3 separate regions of the Homo sapiens genome follow, and regions 1 and 3 are each linked to region 2. A link is an interaction called in ENCODE POLR2A ChIA-PET data of the cell type or tissue named here. Cell type or tissue: PC-9. All regions are shown on one strand.

Evidence for each region. Peaks named below come from ENCODE experiments on the same cell type or tissue, not always from the same donor. Only the 100,000 strongest peaks of a DNase experiment are listed, where the experiment ranks them.
Region 1: POLR2A ChIA-PET joins it to region 2 with 6 read pairs; 2 of 35 experiments call an interaction of 5 or more read pairs at or near these places.
Region 3: POLR2A ChIA-PET joins it to region 2 with 9 read pairs; 3 of 35 experiments call an interaction of 5 or more read pairs at or near these places.

The regions. Positions count from the first base shown.
Region 1 is chr10:74,101,719-74,104,218 of GRCh38, forward strand. VCL (vinculin) reads left to right here. Exons shown (of 22, transcript NM_014000.3): 15 at 2,102-2,210. Among named protein-coding and RNA genes, the nearest start is that of AP3M1, 48 kb to the right of the region's middle. In PC-9, a CTCF peak has its summit at 1,995 (motif pointing left); no DNase peak of the experiment used is centred here.
Region 2 is chr10:75,224,540-75,227,039 of GRCh38, forward strand. The region is part of intron 8 of VDAC2 (voltage dependent anion channel 2); the gene reads left to right. Among named protein-coding and RNA genes, the nearest start is that of COMTD1, 10 kb to the right of the region's middle. RefSeq lists enhancers at 1-177, 1,688-2,441. In PC-9, no CTCF peak of the experiment used is centred here; DNase peaks (open chromatin) are centred at 512 and 1,162; H3K4me3 peaks cover 1,319 bases; H3K27ac peaks cover 2,500 bases.
Region 3 is chr10:74,279,932-74,282,431 of GRCh38, forward strand. The region is part of intron 3 of ADK (adenosine kinase); the gene reads left to right. Among named protein-coding and RNA genes, the nearest start is that of ADK, 130 kb to the left of the region's middle. In PC-9, no CTCF peak of the experiment used is centred here; no DNase peak of the experiment used is centred here.

The sequences.
Region 1 (2,500 bases), 1.1 Mb before region 2:
CTAATTTTTTTTGTATTTTTAGTAGAGACGGGGTTTCACCTTGTTAGCCAGGATGGTCTCGATCTTAGTTTTGAAAGTAGAAAAAATTAGTAAAGCAATCCCCTTGCCACATACACACATAACTAGGAAAATATTTGGATAATCTTTTTTTTTTTTTTTTTTGAGGGACAGAGTTTCGCTCTTGTCACCCAGGCTGGAGTCCAATGGTGTAATCTCAGCTCACTGCAGCCTCCACTTCCTGGGTTCAAGTGGTTCTCCTGACTCTGCCTCCTGAGTAGCTGGGATTACAGGCACCCGCCACCATGCCCGGCTAATTTTTCTATTTTTTAGTAGAGACAGGGTTTCTCCATGTTGGCCAGGCTGGTCTTGAACTCCTGACCTCATGATCCGCCCACCTCGGCCTCCCAAAGTGCTGAGATTACAGGCATGAGCTACTGCGGCCGGCTTGGATAATCTTAAGAGGCTACTTTGTTTTGATTTTGGAGTTTATATCTTTTCTCCACATCTTTGTGAGAGTTTTTTTTTTTTTTTTAAATTGATCTGTTTCTATAACTTTCTTTTTTCTACTTATTGTGTAACAAGGCATGGCTAGTAAGTTTGGGAGCAAAGGAAGATTGGGAAAAAAAACCAAACTGTACAGTTATTAAAAGTTTACTATGTGATAGGTTTTCTTAAAAATATTAGCTCAACATTATTTAGTGTGATGTTTGTGCAATTTTTCTTCTATTCAAATTATAGAAAATTCATTATTTTTTCATTTATTTATTCAGACATTTACTGAGTGCCTATGATACATTCGAAACTATGCTAGGCTTTATAAATTTGTGATACTGGCTTATGTGTGAACTTGTGAGGAGATATGGGGGAAATAAACATGTCTCTGAATCATTAAACTTTTGCCTGTGTGGCGTGTTAATAAATTAGATCCTCTTGTCCAACTTTTTAACTTGTCCAACTTTTACACAATTTTTCATAAGCTACAAACATGTCTAACACTCTTTAAAAGCTCCCATAAAACATGGAACATAAAATACAATTTCAATATGAAACTGAGATTCCTAAAAAGGAGGAACAGGAATCTAGGCTTATAACACCAATTATAGATAAAATGAGGACTCTGGAGACAGATTTGGACTTGAGACCTCTGTGAGTTTTTTTTTTTTTCCGAGACGGAGTCTTGCTCTGTTGCCCAGGCTGGAGTGCAGTGGCATGATCTTGGCTCACTGCAACCTCCGCCTCCGGGGTTCAAGCGATTCTCTTGCCTCAGCCTCCCCAGTAGCTAAGATTACAGGCGTCCACCACCATACCCGGCTAGTTTTTTGTATTTTTATTAGAGATGGGGTTTCACCATATTGGCCAGGCTGGTCTCAAACTCCTGACCTCAAGTGATCCACCCGCCTCGGTCTCCCAAAGTGCTGGGATTATGGGTATGAGCCACTGCACCCGGCCGACTCCTCTGTGCTCTTGATGCTTAGTCTCTCATCTGTAAAATGGAGCTAACTCCTTCCTAATGGACTCTATTTGGATTAAGAATATGCATGTACAGCCTGTATCTTACCAGATACGTGGCAAATGTTAATCCTTTTTTCCCCAAATGCTGTAACTGACTGGCCAGGACCTCTTGAGCAGTCACTTAAATTTTCTGAGACTTGGTTTTTGCATCTCTAAAGTAGAGATATTAACTGTCCTGTCTCATGGGGTTGTTGTGAGGATTTTTTCTTCATATTATTCATAAATCAGTTTTGAGTACTTTTCGGTATCCTTCTTAATGGTGATTTTTAAGATGGAAGAGTTGACATCAAGTGTTTAAACATATGCCAGTTTTGTGTATGTTCTTCTGAAGTATCAAGTGGACACTCATTTACTTTGTCACTTTATTACCTTCTTAAAATCAGGCTGTGATGGTAAAACCTTCCTGTGAAGGGCCCATTCTGGGGAGCTGTTTATTGAGACCAAACCTCATGTATTCAGCCTGAAAAGAGACTTGCCACTTTCTGGCTTTACAGTGCCATCTGTAGGTAAAGAGGAGAAAGCTTGGCTGAAGGTTTGTATCTGGAGAGCAAGGGTGCTCTGGTGTTTAAAGGTGTTTTGTCATTGTCAGGTGGTCTCGGCTGCTCGTATCTTACTTAGGAACCCTGGAAATCAAGCTGCTTATGAACATTTTGAGACCATGAAGAACCAGTGGATCGATAATGTTGAAAAAATGACAGGTAGAGTTTTCTATACAAATCTTGTTGTCTAATCCATGAAGAATGAGTTCTGAGAAATTGGAGCGGGACTGGTTCTGTTACTCAGCTGTAATTGGATAAAGGGCCGGTCACGTGCTGAGCAGTGTACTTGGCTCTGCTTAAGGCTGCTGAGCAGTGGCGGCTTCTCATTCAAGCCTTGCAACTTTGTCAGAAGAGAGACTCTTTGAGTCTCTTTTATTTTAATGCTGCCCTCCTGGCGTGATGTTTATTGTCACCACTCCTATCTTCTCTTTGAATAGTGTCTTTGCCCA
Region 2 (2,500 bases):
ATTACCAGTGGAATTCAAAGATAGATCCAACTCCAAGGGAGTTGGTTCACTGGGTGCATAAGGAAACGCAAACAATAAGAAACAAACAAAATATACAATCCCTTGATTATTGTTATTTGTGATAGCTAAAATCAAAGTGAAAGAGTGCTGGATTGTACCTTGATGCTAGACCAAGCTCAGGTTTCATTTGGTTTAAGCCTTGGCCACCAGCCTCAAAGCCACCTTGCAAGGGTAAAAAGTACCCCTAAGACCTGTATTTGCTGTATTTTGCCCAGTTTGGAGAAATTTAAAAAGTCAGAAGTTAGAGATTACATTGAGAAATGTGATCTGAAATTGCCTGGGGCAGTAGTCAGGCTTATTAATCAAGATAAAGGCTGACAAATGGGGAAGGGTAGATTTCTGTTGGAAAGGCAAAGCAAATATCTCTAATTCTTACTGATCTGTAACGAAACTGATTTTTTTTGTACCATGCTCATACTGCCATATGGTAATATTGTTGGCAGATTAAACTCCCTTGTGTAAATAAGTCTTATAATACTGATTGATGATTATATGTATTGTGAAATTGAGTTGAAGCCTCCTCAGGATATAATACCTATGGAAAGTGACTGGCCTGAGGAGGAACTGGATCTCACTATCAGCTGATTTCCATCCTGAATAGTTCTGCACAAGGTACAAATAACAGTAGATCAAGGGAAAAGAAAGCTGGTACAAGATGATAAAGATGTTTCTAATGGCTTCTGTCAACCTAAAGGAAGAAACTAAGGCACAAAATACAATTTTAAAGAATTTATTTGCACCATAATGAGGACAGCTGCCCAGCAGACTCAGATCCAAGTGGATTTGAGCTCCATTTGGCCCTTGTTACAAACAGGTTTTTAAAGGCCAAAAATTCGGGACAGGATGTGGGCTGATACAAAGTTGTTTGGCAGGAATTCTCTTTGGTTTACAGAAATAACATTGATTAGTGATTGGCTATACATTGTTCTTTGTATCACAGATTCCAGGAACATGAAGATAATGGGTGAGGGTCACATTGTGCAGTAACACTTTAGATATTTGCCAGCGAGCCTGGAAACTACAAGGAAGGAAAAAAAGAACAAAGTGTTTTTAAACAATTTCCCCTAGGCATGGGGGTGTGTCCTGTGACTAAAGTCTCATTCTCATGTCTCTCTGGGCCTGATAAACTTTGCATACCTCACATTCCTCATACTGCTGAGCTATTTTTTTTTCTCTTCATAGGACCGAGTAGGTTTTTTTTGTTTTGTTTTGTTTTGTTTTGAGACGGAGTCATCCAGGCTGGAGTGCAGTGGCGTGATCTCGGCTCACTGCAACCTCCACCTCCTGGGTTCAAGCCATTCTTGTGCCTCAGTCTCCTGAGTAGCTGGGATTATAGGTGCCCACTACCACACTCGGCTAATTTTTGTATTTTTAGTAGAGATGAGGTTTCGCCGTGTTGGCCAGGCTGGTCTCAAACTCCTGACCTCTGGTAATCCGCCCGCCTCAGCCTCCCAAAGTGCTGAGATTACAGGTGTGAGCCACTGCGCCCATCCTAGTTGCTTCTTTAAACCTATCCCTATCCCACAGTAGCTTCTCCAGATGATAGGCATATTTGTGTTTGTACTCTTGTAGATATGTCTGTTATATAAATGCAACAAGTGTAAACATCCTTGACAGATATATGGACCTTTTTGCTGTAAGGGATCCCTGTTTGAAACCAGGGGGTGGCCTATGATACTATGGTGTATATATTTTGGTTTTTGTCAAGTTCCTGGCTCACAGCTTCTATAACCCTTGCAATTTCCCAAGTGACTAGAGCCGTAAGAGTGTATTTTGTTGAGATATTTGGCCATTTGTCCTCGGTTCCTGAAACAGCTCCAGAGCATAAAAGTGAAAGACAGTCTTTTGTGGGTTTTTTTTTTTTTTTTTTTTTTTAATGAAATCTCACTGTCATCCAGGCTGGATGGAGTACAGTGGCACCATCTCTGCTCACTGCAACCTCAACCTCCGCCTCTCGGGTTCAAGCAGTTCTCGTGCCTCAGCCTACTTAGTAGCTGGGTTTGGAGGTGCCTGCCACCAAGCCCGACTAATTTTTGTATTTTTAGTAGAAATGAGGTTTCACCGTGTTGGCCAGGTGGGTCTCCAACCCCTGACCTCAGGTGATCCACTTGCCTTGGCTCCCAAAGTGCCGGGGTAACAGGAACGAGCCACTGCGCCCTGGGCTATGTTGTTATTTTTAACAGGCCTCTTTCAACCACATCTGAACTTATGTTAATGAGGTGATTTTTGGATAGTCCCTAGATGGCCACATGGTAGGGGGTGCTGGTTGCTAGGGAACAAACCTTCTGCCTTGGGGAGGGCATAGTAGCTAAAGGTTGAGCCAGTGGCCAGTGATTTAATTAATCGTGCCTTTGTAATGAAGTCTCCTTTGTAATGAAGTCTCTGTAAAAACCCAAAGGACTGAGTCCAGGGGGCCTTCAGGAAGGTAAACAATAATACA
Region 3 (2,500 bases), 940 kb before region 2:
GGAGGAGGATCACTTGAGCCCAGGAGTTTAAGGCTGCAATGAGTTATTATTGCACCACTGCACCCAACCTGGGTGACAGAGTTAGACTAGATCTCTTAAAACAAACAAAAAGTTTACTTTTCTCTTTTCTGTAAAATGTCTGTTCATATCGTCTCTACCACACTTATTTTTTTGGTGGGATTGTGTCTTTTTAGTGATATCTGTGTTTTTTTGTTTTTTGTTTTTTGTTTTGGAGCCAGGGTCTTGCTCACTGCAACCTCCACCTTCCTCAAGCGATTCTCCTGCCTCAGCCTCCCAAGTAGCTGGGACTACAGGCATGTGCCACCATGCCCGGCTAATTTTTTGTATTTTTAGTAGAGATGGGGTTTCACTGTGTTAGCCAGGATGGTATGGATCTCCTGACCTTGTGATCTACCCGCCTTGGCCTCCCAAAGTGCTGGGATTACAGGTGTGAGCCACCGCGCCCGGCCTTAAACAAGTTTAAACACACACACACACACACACACACACACACACGTTTTTTAGAGTTGGGGCTTGCCTTGTAGCCCAGGCTGGTGTCTAACTTCTGGCCTCAAGTATTTCTCCCACCTTGGCCTTCCAGATAGTTTGGATTATGGGTGTTTACCCCTATGCCCAGCTCTAAATAAGTTTTAATGCCAACCATCACTTCTATTTGTAGAGATTCCTAATGCCACCCAGTGTAATGCTTTTGGGGCTATGGCAGTGTAAATTTGGTTTTCTCACTGCTGTTTATAATTCAGCTTTCTTGGGTCTATTGAGTTGATCACTGCACCTCACTCTGCTTTCCACTGTCCAAAATTTTGTCACCATTATTTTTTTGTTTTTCTTGTCTTTCAGAGTTTTAGTGAGGTTTCAGGAGGAATCAGAAGTTCATGCATGTATTAAGTCCTTTGGTTTTACTGAAAGTTTGACACATATTTTGAATTGTAGTTATTTTGTCTTTCCTAATTTAGATGCAAAATTAAGTTGTCTAGTGAGATACTCAGTTAATCAAGTTGAGATATTAAGGGTTACAAAAAGGTTTACCACACTGGTTTATATACAGGTTAAGTATCCATAATTTGAAAATTTGAAATTCATAATGCTCCAAAATCTGAAACATTTTGTGAGCCGACAAGAGACTCAAAAGAAATTTTGAATAAGGTATACTCAACTTGGATAATATTCATTTGAAGCATGTAAAGGAAATAATGGCTGTTATGTGTTATACACAAATGTGAAGATAGTGTTGATTTGATGCTTTACTTTTGATAATGTTGATCTGATGCCCTGGTTTTGATCACTTAACAGATACCCATGTGCTTTATGGGAAGTTGAGTTCTTCTTATGCTCATGGGCTGAGCCCGAATTAATCCAAATCAGTAATGGTAATTTTATGCCCTCTCCCATTGATTTGATAGTGAGTGGCCTTGAGAGCCAGTTCATTGGGGGAAGTTCCCCACTTTTTTGGTAAAGAAACATAAGCAAGGGGAAGGCAGTCTCTCTTATGATCCTAGACATTAAATTGTTACTTGCAACTAGTGTAGCTACTTTGAAACCGTTAGGGGACAAAAAGTCATCACACTAAAGATGACACAGGAAAAACAAGGAAAGAACTTAGGTCCATGATCTTGATGAGGCATCATAAATTACCTATCCCTGGAGCTGCTGTAGCTCTGGACTTTTTGTTATATGAGATAATAATTCCTCAGATTGACTTAGAATACCAATCAAAATAACTATTATTTTAGCTAGCTAAGAAAAAAAATCTGAGTAAATACCATAAGGTTCAGATTACATAAATATGAAGATCAAAACTGCAAGTTTTCTGAGAAGTTAGTTATTATTGTTTTTTACTAATATGAGCTGCATTGGAAATTTATTTTCTTTTTAAAAAATTATTGCTGTCTTTGTCCATAACTTTTATGGACCTGACATTTTAGTTGTTTGGAAAAATTGGTAATTTTAATCTTTTGTTTTGGTATGATTCAGGTTGACCTGACATTTTAATACATCTGGCTCCTAGGACTGATTAAAGAGACATTTTATTTGTTGAAATATGCACATTTTCTTCATGAAATTGGTTTTCTTTTTTATGTGTGACTTTTCTTGCAAAAGCTTACAAGGCACATGCTTTTGATAGCAGTGTTACATTTTTAATTAATATTTTAGATGTAAAAGGTGACAGTTTAAAAGATTGTTTTATTAGTGGGTTATCCTTAAAAGCAAGTGGCATTTGGTTTTATTTTACAATAGAGTTTAATCTTACATGTTTTTTGTTAAAGTAATGTTACCAAAAAATCTCTTATTGAACTATTTGTGGTGAACTTTTTAAGGATGTTTAAGATTTCACATGCAGTTTAACTGATCACAGATGAAGTTGTAAATTAATACCTCATGAGCGTATTTGACTGCAGGGCATTGTTGTGAATCAAAACCGCTTTGTTCCTGTAAACTGTGAAAGGGGTTTAAGCATATGGATTAAAATTGCATGGTGATA